Linked DNA regions of Mus musculus: region 1 is linked to region 2. The links are chromatin loops, found by intact Hi-C in ENCODE. Cell type or tissue: left cerebral cortex. All regions are shown on one strand.

Region 1 (8,000 bases), 92 kb before region 2:
ACACAATAAAAACACATAGGTTGAAAGTTACACTATGTACACATGTGTGCACATACATACAGTCACACACATATCATGAGACGAAGTGATTTCCATCATCATTTTCTGAATAGAGAAATGGAGTCTTAGATAACTGCTATGACCCAAGGTAATGATGAGGCTGATGGATTTGCAAATGTTTAATTCTGAGGTCCATGTTCTTCCTCTCTTATTCTCTCTCTTTGACTGTATATATGCATACATACAAAATATAGACAGGCACATAATAGTTATTTGGAAAGAAATGCACGTATATATTTCAAAAAGATATAAGCATGAATTTATGCAGCATATTTCTCTCAGTGTTTATTCCCATTTCATCCCTTCTTCAGCTATGAATCACCTTTTTGCCAGTTTCTTATGACTCCTTTATGAGATAATATTTCAAGCCTATACATATACAAACTTATCTCCACAGATTCTTAAAAGCTCTTTGCTTAATTTTACATAATCAGGGCTATAAATTGTATATTGTAAATTGTAGATTTAGATTCCTCTAACTGTAACTTCTCCAGCTCCATCAACATCTAGGTATAAACGGCTTCCTTATCCACCATGTGATATTAATGTAATTTTTGTAGAGATCCTCTTCAAAGGACACTTATATTTGTTACTACAAATACAAGTCCAGGCATCTGTTACTACAAATCCTTCAACTAATCAGATTTTTCTAGATCTACTGTCTAGTGTCCAGAGTCTAATGTCTGGAGCCATCATCTTCTTGGGAGAAGAATCTCCTATGACCCTATGATCATAGTGGACAGTGGGGCAAAGTAATAGACATGTTGTCCCCAGACCCTTGGAAGAACTTCCAATATCCTTGGGATTTTCATGTTTTCCAGAAAGCCTTTAGACAGATGATTTTTGCCTAAATATGTATTGATGGAGTCAAGAATCTACTATAGTCTTTTAGCTGCCAATTCGACCAGCAGCTCTGCCCGAATTCTGCTCTGTGTTTCAGAGCCCACGCCCATCAAAGACTTCATTGATTTTCCTGCAGCAATAAAGCCTATGCACTCACTTTCTGTCCTCATGATTTCTGAGGTCCTTAACCTCTTTTATATTAATGTTACTTTAATTGTTATATGAAATTGTTACGTGGTTTGAACTAATTTATATATTTTAATATGTGAATGCTATTATATGAGTTATTTTCATTGCCTTATAGTATTGAAAATTAGCTAGAAGATTTTAAAAATACTAATTGATTAAACCTGTTGTGTATAGAAATTCAGAAAAATAAAATAAACAGTAAAGAAAAAGTTATATCCACTCATTTACTACAATAAAGATTGTAACTAATTTTTATTTAATATTAATGACTTTAATAATTTATAAATATCATTTTATTACTGTTAGTAAATTTTTTATCGTTATTATAAAACCAAGGCCTACACAGTTTGCTCGAGGTTCACAAAGAAAAACTGAATATATTACTTTTTAAAATGGTGCTATCATTTAAATTTCCTAAATATGTTTAATTATTTGTAGAGTTTTGGTGAAACACCAACAATTTCAGCTCCAACATGGACACATAGGCATAATCTACAACCATTTTGGTTCTGAATCCCAGGGCTTCTCTGGCAGGGACAGTAGGAAAACTTCTGCTTCTGAAAGGTAAGAAAATATAATCCACCATTTTAATGCAATATGACTGATGTAATTCTTAAGAGTTTGGCCATTTGTGGAGGGAAATATGAAGTTACTTGATGAATTTCAGTGGACTAATAGAGTATCCACAATGTTCATGTTGTTTCCTTCAAGGCCTGTGTTCCCCTCTCCTATCCGGCCTAGGATTGTGGTGTTCTTCTTTACCCTGTGCTCCATGGGTATCAAATGCTAGAGGTTAAGTCCCAGGGGCTGGCGAGATGGCTTAGTAGGTAAGAGCACTGACTGCTCTTCTGACTGTCCTGAGTTCAATTCCCAGCAACCACATGATGGTTTGCTGCCACCTGTAATGAGATCTGACTCCCCATTCTGGTGTGTCTGAAGACAGCTACAGTGTACTTACATATAATAAATAAATATATCATTTAAAAAAATGTACTGGGGCATATAATCTTTGCAAGACTAAGTAAGGACCTCTCCTCCCTCTCCTTCCACTGATGGCCTACTAGGACATCCTCTGCTACATATGCAACTAGAGACACAAGCTCTGTGGGTTACTTGTTAGTTCATGTTATTGTTCCAACTATAGGTTTGCAGACCCCTTTAGCTCCTTGGGTACTTTTTCTAGCTCCTTCATTTGGGGCCCTGTGTTCTATCCAATAGATGACTGTGAGCATCCACTTCTGTGTTTGCCAGGCAATGGCATAGCCTCAAAAGGTGCTAGGGCCAAGAAGCAGGAGTGGGTAAGTTGGAGAGCAGGGCGGGGGGAGGGTATAGGGGATGTTTTGGATGGCATTTGAAATGTAAATGAAGAAAATATCTAATAAAAATAAATGCTAATTTTTATTAAAAAATAAATGAAGATGTAAATATAAAATGTCAAGGTACTGAAAGTTTCTAAAGATCTTCATGCATTACACATGAAAACATAAAGAGGCATTTCATAGAGGCAGGCAGATTTCTGAGTTCAAGGCAAGCCTGGTCTACAGAGTGAGTTCCAGGACAGTCAAAGCCATACAGAGAAACCCTGTCTCAAAAAAACAAAAAAGCAAAAGAACAACAACAAAAAAAAAACAAAACAAAAACAAAAAACAAACAAACAAACAAACAAAAAGAGGCATTTTATAACTAGCCATGGAGCTGAAATTTTTACCAAGCATCCGGCTTATCCCATTTCCACTTTGTTTCTCCTCCCTCCAAGGTTTAAGAGTTGGATATGTCTTCCCTAGTTTTCCTCTGTCACAAAGATGATCTACTGTACTGACAATACTATTTATTAGGTTCTACACGAAAGCAGTTTGGGAACACAGCAAGTGCTATCAAGGGGCCAGTTGCTGAGACATGCACAGCCAGTTCCTGACTCCAAAGACTGATTGCTTCTCTCTTTGCACAGCACAGCATGACACAGGCTGAATTTCCTACATGCAAACTGTAAGTCTTTTGTGCTTTGCCAAATTCTACCTTTTTAGGGAATTTTCAAGCATTCAACCTTGAATGTCACCATTCAAAGACTGTTAGCGAGCAAGCCAACTATTCCTCCTACTTAAGCAGGAATCATCTTAGCACCATTTCAGAAGGAAGATTTTGCCAGATCTAAGCAGGCACATATGGACACACACACATATGCAGAGGCACACATACACATGTAGAGGCACACACACACACACACACACACACACACACACACACACACACACACATGCAGAGGCACGTGCACGCACACAAACACACAGCATCCAACTAAGAGTCCTTTCACAAACCTTACTTTTCAAGGTCATACATGGGATGATGCCAGATTTCCCCTTCCTCTCTCTATTCCTCGTCTTCTCCCGAGTGCATCATATGACATTTGTTATATCCAGAGAGACACAAAGTCGTCTGACTCACTAAGCCCTCTCCCCCCTGCCACCACCAAGCCTAAACACACTCTGTCCCCCACTGAGACAGTGACAAAGCAGAGGGTCATTTTCTCAGAGCAATTTAATACCCAGCTCTACACATTGCTTGAGCTAAATTGCCCTGCTTTACTGGGGCTGTCTTTTTCCCCTTCCTTTCTGTGGACACAGCACAGCTCTTCGGTTACAGGATTGTGCTGGTCAATTATTTTCTCCTACTTCCATGTTATCAAGACTACTTCTACATCTTTTTCACTGTATGTATATATGAGTGAAATTATTTAGAGCATTATTTCTAAAAAATGTATTTCCAGCTCTAAAATAGGTTGAGATTATCATGAACATTTGTTGCCGGGCAGTGGTGGCACACGCCTTTAATCCCAGCACTTGGGAGGCAGAGGCAGGCGGATTTCTGAGTTCGAGGCCAGCCTGGTCTACAGAGTAAGTTCCAGGACAGCCAGGGCTACACAGAGAAACCCTGTCTCGAAAAAACAAACAAAAAAAATCATAAAAATAAATGATATGTCGGGCGGTGGTGGCACACGCCTTTAATCCCAGCACTTGGGAGGCAGAGGCAGGCAGATTTCTGAGTTCCAGGCCAGCCTGGTCTACAAAGTGAGTTCCAGGACAGCCAGGGCTATACAGAGAAACCCTATCTCGAAAAACCAAAAAAAAAAAAAAAAAAAAAAAAAGATATAAAAAGTGGACTGCTGTTTCATATCAAAAAGAGAAAAAAAAAAACCAACCAAGATAACTTGTTGGCATCCTTTGGGTTCAAAAGTAGATATCTCTATCATCTGGCCTTGCATTTCTCTATATCAAATCAGTTCTGTTTAACTTGAATGTCAGGGTTATTAGATACTTGCCTCTATTTTTCATTAGGGTTAAGAACATAAATTGAATTTCATTACCCTCCTCATTATATTTTTTTCTTCTTTCTTAAATGACTGAGTGGCAGTGGCTGCCTCTTTTTCTTGCTTGTTTGGGGTCAGGTAATGCTTCAACCTGATTTATTGTCTGTCTACCACTTCGATATAATAGAGCTTCAATTTGTACATATTAAAATAACGATCTCCTGTGAACCAGTGTCAATATTACCTAAGAGACTGTCTCGTGTTTTATCATAATAAGTAGTAAGAAGTCACTTTGCCAAATGTGTTTTGCCCTCTCTACATTTATATTTCCAATGGAGTTGAATAACCAGTGCATAATCTTAGAAGTGGAAATACAGCAAAAACATACCTAAAGACAAAATGGATAATATCATTCCTATCCTAAAAACACATAGTTACTCATTCCATTGGACTTGGTATTAGTGCCAAGACATAAGGATTCGAGGCTAATCTAATTCCTCATACAAAGTAAAAGGAAATGAAGTGACAGAGGCAGACATGTAAAACAGCAACGTAGGATGAAAGGGATTGGTGAGACACGGGAATATAAAAGTGGGAACAGGCAAGTTGAGGTTAGTATATAGTCCGAGAAATTCCTCCAGTTGAAGAATGGTTCAATAAATTAAGGCAGTATTTCTTTTAATAGACTCCAAAGAAATTCAAAGTCAAAATGGAGTCCTTATCCTATAATAAGTGAACATTAGAAGCATTCTCAGTGTGGTTTGGTCCATGAATGAGGAGGAGAAGACTGGATGCGTATATACATAATATGATTCTCTTTTCAATGATAGTAGATCATTCTTGTTCTCTTTTTCTGCTTCATTGTTTTAGATGTACTTACCTTGCTTTCGTCTATTCATTAGTTTGCCTACCGTTGTTTTGTCTTGTTTTTTGTTGGTTTGTTTGTTTGTTCATTTGTTTGTTTTGTGTTGTTCTGACCTGGTCATGTCCTTCTGCACTGATAATGAGCACATATAGACATATCAACATCAAATATAAGCAGCCTTACCCTGCCCACCAGCACAGGGTCAGGCCCGGTGTACTCTTCTATCACAAAGAATTGGTTCCAGACCCAGCCTCTCTTGGAGCGTTGCAGCACCTGCCCCTCCTTGCCCTTCTCATGGTGTCCATGGAAAGAGGGATGCAGGTGGCTTCGTCGCTCCAGAGCAAACGCCTGGCTGTGGTATAGCATGCTCAGGCACACCAGGGCAGCTTGTAAACAGTAGTTCTCCTTCATTTTTGGTTATGCAGTAGGCACAGGAGAATGCAGCTGTCACTCCCTACACCAACAGAGTGGCTTTCTTTCGGATGGCGGCCTCCCAGATGTGTCAAGTAGACCTCCTCTGGAATGGAATATCTTCACTCACTGAGGACATCACGCCAGGGTTGGTCACCTCCGCAGTCAGCTTCTGCAAGGAGAGAGAGAATGAGATTAGTTGCAGCCTCCATCCACCTATTGTTTCGTTTCCATTTAGCAAACATGTTGGTTTGAATATCAGTTTACCACTTGTCAGCTTTGGGAAAGCTGACAGCTTTCTCTGAACCCAGCTTGCTCATTTCAAAATGTAGATAAGAATAATATTCATTGAAAGGTTGCTGCAATGATCAAGAGAAAAGGGAATATAAGGCCACTAACACAATGTCTAGAACCCAGAAACTCTCTATTATTCATTGATTATATGTGTGCTTGGCTATGTTCATGGCTTAGAGAAACTAGGGAAGTAAGCCTAGGAGCATAACACAGCATCCACAGTAAGGATGCCAGAGGCCAGCACAGTAAAGAGAGGATGCTTAAAGAATATGGTGCCTGAATTGAATACTAAAGCAAAAGCTTCTATGTTAAGAATGGAGAAGATAGGATATCATGAGGAAAAAAAAAGTACCAGAATTCCATAACCATTACAGTTGGCTAACCACAGCATAAACCAAGACTTAAGCACAAATGGAAAATAAGAGGAATCTTATGTCATAGACTGTGAGATGGAAGGAAAGACAAGGCAGACCTCAGGAAATGATGATGGGAATGAAATAATCAATGAAGAAATGAATGACTAAGGTATGTGTGTGGGAGACAGGCACAGAAGGATCACAGCAATTTTATGAAGTCAGAGGCTACTTTGATCTAATCTGACTTTCATAGTGAATTCCAGCACAGCCCAACCTAGCAAGGTGCTGTATTTATAGAGAAAAAATTCTAAAAGGTCAAGTCTTCATTGAGTTTTGTGAATCAATTAATTAAATTATGCTGATCAATTAACACTACAGTGTCAACTAATAGGTCAAATTCCCATTGACTCACTGGAGGATCTATTAATGCTATTGAAGTCAATTACAGCTACAGCATCAATTTGTTCTTTTATGGTCTGACGTCTCCCTCACCAGCTCAGCATCCTATCTTGCTGGACAGCTTTTCATAGGATGCTTTCCAGTTTCACCCCAATTACAAGAAGAAAAATTGAACAGTAAACCTGTTGTAGGCAGCATATTATTGCTTCTTCAAACCCAACCAGCACACTCCTACTCATTAGCAGTAAGATGGAGCCATTGGCAGTTTGCCTTCCCAAATTCCTTGTGTTTCTCTGACCTAGAGTCCCTCTAGCTCCCAGACTTCTTGAATTTCAGGGTTCTAGTACAGGAAATAAATTTCCCCTTATATAATATTCTTTGATTACTCCCCCCACTTAAAATTCATCGTTCCTTGTTTAGAAGTATCTGCTTCTTCTTGGTGGTATCCAGAGTCCAGGTGTTCTCAAAAACACATGCATTCTCTATTAACCCATTACACATGGGTAAACACAGAGTGAGAACCTAGATTCCTCCTATTTTCCCAGGGAGGCAAAATGCAAGCCTGTCACTGTTGCTAACCAGATTGTGCACATGTGCCTTGAAACTGGAGATGACAAGACAAAAAAAAAAAAAAAAAAAAAAAAAAAAAAAGGTGTGGGGCAGGGAAACACTCAGAGAGAAAGGAAGTAGAGTTACTTAGCCATTTGGCTTTAGTAGTCTTGGGCATACGAGGGCTGATAGACTTCTTTTTCACATAGCAAATCCCTTTTCTCTTGGTAGTCTGACTTAGCCTTTTCAAGTCTTTGGTCTTACACCAAGATAATATTTGGACATGCTGCAGATACAAAGGTGTCTGCTATCATCCAAATAGAACTTCTCCATAGGATTACTCCTGTCTCTTCTCAAGAAATAGGGAATTGAAGCCCTTAGTATTTGTTGTTTACAGATGCATTGGAATATGTAAAATGCAGTATGAAGGAATAAAGGTAAAAGATGCTTTGCTGTCACACACCAACCTCATCCCTCACATTAAATACATTTATAGTTTAACACTGACATTTCTCTCTTTCTCTCTCTCTCTCCCTATGTGTGTATGTGTTTGTTGTGAGTGTGTGTTGTGTGTGTGTGTGTCTGTGTATGTAAGGGTGTGTGTGTGTATGTGTGTCTGTGTGTGACTGGTGAAGGGATGTTGATGTTCTTATCATTGTTGTTGTTATTTTTGTGTACATGAGTTCAGATGCTCATAAGGCCAGAAGCCATAAGATCCACTGAAGATGGA
Region 2 (8,000 bases):
ACTCAGCATCTGCTATGCCCCAGTAGTGGTGAAGAGATGCAGCTGCCTTCCCCTCTGTCCTGTGGTTCATATAGATGGTGACTCTCATTTGCCAATGTCAGGCACTTGGTGACACATCCTCCTGCTCTGCTTACCTTACCAATTCTTATCCCAGTTGGGTAATATTTAGTCACTTGTTGTTGTCTGCTGCCTCAAACAAAACACGAGGTCTTAATTTTATTTATGCCATTGGGTAAGCATCTTTAGACCTTGGTCAACGTGACATGAAGAGACATGAAGCGTCAAGTCATGAACACAGTACACTGAGAAGTGTCATTTGAAACATATACTTTGAATTGTTTCCTCTTCAAAGTCATCCACCTGGATTTAAATCAAGAAGCCAGGTGCATGAAAATTTGAGACTCCAGTTAACTTCCATGCAGGCTCTCCACTGTCAGTCACCACTAACTGGATTTCCATGCTTGAGATATTTGAGAAGTACGGTCTAAAGTCCAAATCTGCCTGCCTCATCTCCAGGACCAAATAGAAAAGACACAATGTATCTCCATGAATCTATCAGTTGACAGAACTCTAAGCTAAAAATTGGTAGTTATGGATATGATTCATGTGCTACAGCACTCCCTGCTACCAGTTCACATCTTCCATAGCAATACTCTCTGATCGTCACAAGAATCCGATTTCCTAGACAAATTAACCATTGGAAGTAGCTAGGTGTATTGGGTTATTTCATCTTCCTGCTTCGTAAATAGTGATGAAAATTGAGAGGGGTTCATTTTGTCCACAAACACACATGAAGGAAAAATAAACTACAACATATGAGATGTGTATAAGAGCATGTTTTCAATGTATCACTACCCTGTATTAACCGAATTGTTAGATTACTGTTAGTGCTCTTGCTTTACTACATTAATGGTTTTCTTCATCTGTGTTCCTGGATGGTTATAGTAGTATAGATGTAATTCCAAGCAGAGAAACAAAGCATGGAAGCATAAATTCAAGTTCTGAATCTTTCTCATCTATAACAATGATGAGCACACTAATAAAAAGCTTATTTAAGAATTCTGAGGCTTTTTTATCTGAAAGATATGGGTGGGTGTATCGGGATGCTTTGACTCTGCAGTAAAGCAACCTGACAAGGTGTTCAACAGAGCATCTCTTTCCCCAATAGTATTTTTAGACTGATAAATAAATTATTCCTCTTTGAAAGACCTGAGTTCTGCACCCATTTACACGGCTTCTACCAAATGCATGTAGCTATAGGCCATTTAAAATGTGTATACTGCAAACTGAAATGAGTTATAAATTCCAAGCACATGCCTGATGTCTGAGATGCAGCAGAGAAATAATCATGTGGTTAACATTAAATACATGATTTATCTTTTGTTTTGTGCTGTGTTGTGATAAAATGTTGTACAAATTAACATCATTATTTATCTTTCACTTTTAAAAATCTGGTAGCTGGAAAATTTTAAATTATGTGATTACTATGAATGCTAAAGTTGTTAATATAGTAGAATATAATGCAAGCATTATAGTTCTGTTTGCAACACTGGGTGGAAGATTTCTCCAGAAATTTCAATTGCAATCATATAAAAGCTTAAAAACAAAGGATTTGGTGGAGGAAATTGAGTTCTTAACATCCTCAGCATTATGCAAATGTGATTCACGCCGAGAAGAAAGCATTATAGATGCCAATGTTTTTTGAAAGTAAAGCATGAAAGGGGTCACAGGTGACAAGCAGCTTCTTCCAACTCTAAGTGACAGTGTGGAGCAATAGCTTAGTGACCTCCAGTGAAGCTGCTGGAGAGGAGAAAAACGTGCTGCAGTACTTGAACTTAGTACTAATTCCACAGTGCCACTCACCAACCACACTACTCAGCTTAGAGACAGACATCATTTGTATCTCCACTTCCCCTTAGAACAAAACATACTAACTATACTTAGAGTTGCAGAAACCATTTGTCAAGTACTGTTGGACTCTGAAATGCTTCCAAAGGCTCAGATGTCGCAGTTCTGATCCTTAATGCATCAATATTTTGAGAAGGAGCTTTGGGGATGTGAGTGACTCGTGAGACCTGGGATTTTATCAATGGCATACTCCATTCATTGTTTGCTAATTAGATGGGCTATAGGCAAGTAATTGAAACATAGAGGTTGGGGTCTAGCTGGAGAAAGTGATTCCCTGGAGTCTCTATCTTAACCCTCAACCTTCTTATGCACTCTTTATGCTTCCCAGCCACTATGAGATGAAGAGTTCTGCTCACCATGTGCTAATCATCTTGTTCTGTCTCACCAACATCCTGGTAACTATGTGACTACAAACTGAAACCTTCAAAACCCTGGGCCATATAAAGCCCTCTCTGTAACATGCATCCCTCAGATACTTTGTCATAACTAGAGAAAGCCAAGGCAAGTATTCACTGAACACCTGCTATGTGCTGCCTTCACTCTAATTGTATAGAAAACTCTGTCCAACAGCTGCAGCCTGCACTGAAGTCTCAGATAAGATTATAGTGAGGGAACTGAATACAATTCATTTAAACCCCTTTGTCACTTGAACCTTTGATCAATTCTATATATACAGATGAGACTCTCATACTGTAACAAAACTGAATGAACTGATAAAACATAAAGCCAAGATCAAAGAAGGATGTGTGTTTGTGCTATTGTTATTGCCACAGTGGGATATAGACTTTAAATAATTCTGCCCGATAAGCCCAAAAGAAAGGCCTCAAAATATAAAGAGAGACAGAAGTCAATGTTGTAAACTCTTATATCTTAATAGCAACATAGATATGGATCAGTAAATCAGAGAGCAGATATTTACAAGTTAACACATAAATAACTCTTTGCCTTGGTTCCTGGATGTTAACTATAGTGTCTTCTGTCTTTCCAGGTCTCCCTTCCAAACTACTTTGGATTTCCCATCACAGCACAAGAATCCAGTCACATCATTTGTTTATTTATCTTAAAAAAGCACAGTATAAGTGCCCTAAGAATTCTGTGATTCTGTAAAGGTTGGTGGGTTTTATTTTGTTTGCTCTTCTAAGGAGCCAAGGAGGCACTGGGGATTAAGAGAGAGAAATAACTACACAGGGAGATTTAAGGAAATCTCTCAGCTGAGATGAGCCCACAGCCAGAAAGAGTTCCTAAGAATGCCATAGAGGACATAATGAGGGCTAGCAGACTAGAAGATCTCCATCTGTACACCCCACAACACAAAGGGCCCTCACAGGGCAACAGTCAAATCTCCGTAGCAACCCACACTGGAGACATAATTATTATGACAAATGACTTTTTTGTTCAATTTGATGTGGAAATTACAGTTAAACTAGCACATTTCCTCATATTTGAGGTCATGTGAATGTTAACCCTCAGAGCTCCTTGGTAAGAAAGCCACCTGAGACCTGAAAGGAGGGGTAGAAATACAGGTGACTCCACTGTCCCCCAAAATTGCTAGGCTCTGAATCCAAATCAACAGGAGAAAGTTCACACCACAGGGTGCAATCAGTGCCAGCCCCTCAAAAGAAAACTGTCTTCTAAAAAAAAAACTAACGTGGGCTAAATGATTTCCTGTGCAAATGTAAAATCCGGACGACAAATACCTGGATAGTTTGGATATTCTCCACAGCAAGCAAACATGAGCATGTCTCCAAGACTAATACTATTCCAATATATTTAATCAGTTCCCACTCTTACTCATAAAGCTTCAATGTTCTTTGTTTCAAAAACTGTTCACGTACTCAAGCTTGGTGACACATTTTGGAGGCTTCACGCAGGGATGAGAATTAAATCCTTGAATGCCCAATGGTCGGCCATTCATTTAGCTTTTTATTTTATTTTGGTTTGGTTTTTATCAAAATAAAAATATGATGCCAGCAAGCTAGATTAGGAAAAGAGTGTGTAGTCAAGCAGGGCATAAGAACATCTGTCTATGTGTACATTTTAAGCAGAACTTAGCTGTTCTTTTCCATATTTTCCACATAGTTTGCAATCTAGTCTTCTAAAGAGGAAATGTGAATCCAGGCAAGGTAGGAAGCTTATTGGACACAGTGAGTTAGTTGAAAATGAAGGGCTTGGTAAAGAGATACATCCAGTGGTATACAAATAGAACAGACCAAGGAATATACGATTATGGTCGATCAAAGTACAAAGCATAGACATCTGGTGCCCTTTGTTGATTTGTGCAAATCTCTGCCATGTGTTTGCAATTACATTAGTTTTGAAGTGTTTTCTTAGAATGTCAATTTCAGTTCTGATGCCTCTTAATGTACTCCTGAAATCCAATTTAGATTATTTATTTGAATACATTAATGAGTATATCTCTATAAAAATTTACCACAACTCCTAAAATGTGACTTTCTTCTCTATCCTTCAGATGGATCCTATCACAAGTAGATAGCAACTACTGATGGATCAAAATTAAGTGCACATGTCTTCCTTCAACAACTCTTACAGCACACTGTAAACTCTGAGTATGATATGTGTACTGTGATGTGACACTCTTGGTGGCATCCTCCTTTCACCATGAGAGGGCTGGACAGAAGCCCAAACTTCAGAAGAGAATATGAATCTTGGAACTACATCTTCTTTCTGTCTAACACTTCTTTTTAAAATATTTAAGTTGTGTGAACACATCCCAGAAAACATAACACGCTGTGTCATCTTTAAATCACCCTGGGTTGGGGATCGTGCCAAGAACACATCAATCCTAGATGAAAGTGGGAATATCACAGGAAAAGTTTTTCAGAGCATTTCAGTCCTGAATTCAAATCCTCTAAAATTGTCTTCATGCCATTTCAGGCTCTTATTACAAGGCTATCAAGAAAAACCAGTAAAATAAGTTATAGAAGGTCTGGTTCCAGGCACTGAGTCAAGAACTTCATAAGGATCAATGAATGATCAGTGGTAAATTTCACGAATCACCCAGTAGAAACGTCTTAAATCTGTTGGCTGTAACAAACAGAGAACAAAACACAGAAACTCTGTGCTCAAATTAGTGTCTCTCCACTTTTCAACTACACAACATTATGAAAAGTGTTTTGGCCACCCCTCATCTTACTTTCTACCTTTTATAGATGGAGATAATTACAATTTCCACCTCATTGAGGTTGTACTAAAGATGGATAGAGGTAATTCGTGGAAAGTGCTGAGCATGGTGTGTTCATTTTAGCTATTACAATAGTGCCTCAGTCAATATGGAGCATCTACACCATGGTTTTCCTCATGCAGACTTTATCCCTGAGAGTTTTGCTTCTTCCTATTATTTTTTGTCTATTCTGGTCCTGAAATTACTTAACAAAACTCTTGACACTCCCCTGTTTAATATCTTTAAAGAAAAAAGAAAAAAGAAAAAGAAAAAACTTCCCAGTATTTAAGGAATAATACCAAAGCCTTGAAGTTGATATTCAGGTATCGCTTTCATAAAGGGGTCCAAGCTTGGGTGCCACTACTACGAGGGACATCTACTCTGTTCAGACAAACAACATCTGTGCATTCACATCCTGCTACTTTGCTTTGAGTGTCCCCTGCTCTAGAATCCTAAGATGTGAGGGTCAGCAAGCACTAGGTCAAATGATTTCTGAATAAAGATTTGAGAGCCAGACTATTTTAGAGCTGGACAGTCCCCAAAATACCACTTTACAGATGAGAAGACTGAGGTCAGTTGGCTTCTCATGGTCTCTGAGCTGTTTATCAGCAAAGCCTTTACTGCACTGCTGGGCTGCCTCCAGGGAAAGAGCCTCAGGGCAGCCTATTAGGAAAAATATTTGTCAGCAATTGGCCACAAAGTTGCTGACAAATGATCTTTGTCCATTTGTGAGAAATGGGACAGGAGGTATACACCTAGTAAGAAAAAAACATAAGGCTTGTTTTGCTGTATCCCGTACACCTCAGGCTTGCAATGCAGGGAATGATGTGAGGAGGGAAGTGATGGAGAGCGAGCTTCTGAAATGCTTCCTTGTGATCTCATGTACCCTTTACTTCAAACATATGGTATCTCTGGCTGGCTTTGGTCCTGACTAATGCTCCCAAGAATTCTAGTGAGATTTACTGAAGCTAGAGAATTTCTGAGATGTTTATAGTCAAAATGACAATGAATAAACCCAAGAATCAACAATGCATTACTTTGAAGGGAAGTGTGCCTGGCTCTAAGAGCTAAACTGTGATTTTTCTCTAAGATGATAATTCTTAGAGTGACATTTCATTTATATAGTGCTGTTTAGCTCTCTAAAAATAATAGTGAAAATGAAAACTATGACTTATAGCACAGCTGTGTCTACGTACCATGTATATATAGAAGAGTGAGGTGGCATAAGACAAACATCTGTTTACTCTTCATGAATTTTAGGGGGAAATGTTGGGAGTGAGAATAGTCACAGATGGACAAACATCCTGGAATAGTATGAAGCAAATCCTAGAAGGCATTTGTACTGTGTGCATACCATTCATACTCACCCAGTTCCATGAACTGGAAACTGTCAGCTACTTAGGGCCAAAATAGAGGCTGTCATGCTGCTAAGAGATACGCAGACCACTCTGCACATAAGCTGAGATGTGATTCAAGTTATTTCTTCATCTTGAGGACAGTCTACTTTCACAGGCTTATCAATGCCACAGAATCTCTGTCTATTCTAAAATTTAGGATTTTTGAAATGACTTACAAGGCTCAAATCTATGGATCATTTTCTCCAGATAATTTCCCTGTCCTTTTCAAAAAACACATTGCCATACAAAGGTCAGTCCGTTATACTGCCTTCTCTAGGCAAACTCTAGAAAGAAAACCTTTTCCACTGAGCTATATGAAGAAGCTCTGCTAAAGTCCTGACATCGAAGCTGCCTATAACACTGATGGTCAACCTAAGCCAAACTAATGTTTAAGGAAATTTCTTTGTGTTCCATTCTATACCCAGCACTCTATCCACCCTTCCAGCAGGATACAAAAGCCAAGACCCTCACCTAAATATTTCAGTGAGCTCATTCCTCAAAGAGCCTTCCAAAAAAAAATTGGGGAAATGAAGCATTTGGGGTTGTGGAGTTGAAAGCAATGAAAACAAACTCTAGGTGGTTCAGTTCTAGCAGGGACACTAGAACACAGGTTCTAGAAACCACCAGTAATTGCAGGTGAGTGGAGAATTAGAGCTATGGACCAGACCCTGCCATAAAAATCAGGGGATACAGGCACCACAGCTATCCTTTCCATAAATGAAAGGTCACTACTACAGAGGCATGATCTTTGCTGTATCACTATCTTTATGATGGAAGTGGTCCTTCATCAATAATATCAATAGCTGTCCTGTCATCTCTAAAACCCCCATCTGCCCTCTTCTCCATCTCTCCCTCTTCTTTCCTCAATCTTGATTCCTCTGTGTTTGTACACACAATATATATTGAATACAAAGAAGCTGGGGCTGAGTTTTTGCTCTGGCTACCACAGAAACTAGTAAAAAGCACTTTCTGGTCATTTAAGACTGCAAGTAGAAAGAAGTTTCTTCTTATAGGAACTTTTTACAGGCGCTTATTCTCCAAACACTGAGAAGTGATTCTGTGACCAAGTAGAAGATCAAGCCAACAAAGCTATACATGTGCACCATGAGGAATGAGTTACAGACAGAAGGCGTTCTTCGGGCATACTGGATCACTCAGTTTGAAGTCTTGTATGATTCAATATGATACCCTGTTTGCAACTGGGTATCTCTGGGTTTATTTTCCTTTAGTCTGATTTTTGTCAAAAGATGTTGTTAAAACAACCTAAAATATGAGATTAACAGTGATGACAGGGATGTTATAGTCTCTATAACAGAATTAAGTCTAAAAATATTTGGTTTGCCAATTAAAAGGTACATGTAACTATGGAATGCAAAGGTGATTGTAATAATATATTGCCATGGCATGCACTGCATAAAGAGTTTTTATATATTAATATAACTTTGTATCAGAACCACCTTATAAGGTAGATCACTACATGGTAAACAAATGGGAATGCAAAAAAATAATTAAAA

The links. Hi-C counts contacts between places; a loop is a spot of excess contacts. Peaks named below come from ENCODE experiments on the same cell type or tissue, not always from the same donor. Only the 100,000 strongest peaks of a DNase experiment are listed, where the experiment ranks them.
Region 1: it touches region 2 in a loop (2.7-fold over the local background); 3 of 42 quality-filtered maps call a loop at or near these places.

The regions. Positions count from the first base shown.
Region 1 is chr8:102,674,168-102,682,167 of GRCm38, forward strand. Cdh11 (cadherin 11) reads right to left here. Exons shown (of 13, transcript NM_009866.5): 3 at 5,445-5,844. The coding sequence starts at 5,672. Among named protein-coding and RNA genes, the nearest start is that of Cdh11, 110 kb to the right of the region's middle. In left cerebral cortex, no CTCF peak of the experiment used is centred here; a DNase peak (open chromatin) is centred at 3,136.
Region 2 is chr8:102,765,668-102,773,667 of GRCm38, forward strand. All of the region lies in intron 1 of Cdh11 (cadherin 11), which reads right to left. Among named protein-coding and RNA genes, the nearest start is that of Cdh11, 15 kb to the right of the region's middle. In left cerebral cortex, no CTCF peak of the experiment used is centred here; DNase peaks (open chromatin) are centred at 4,621 and 5,947.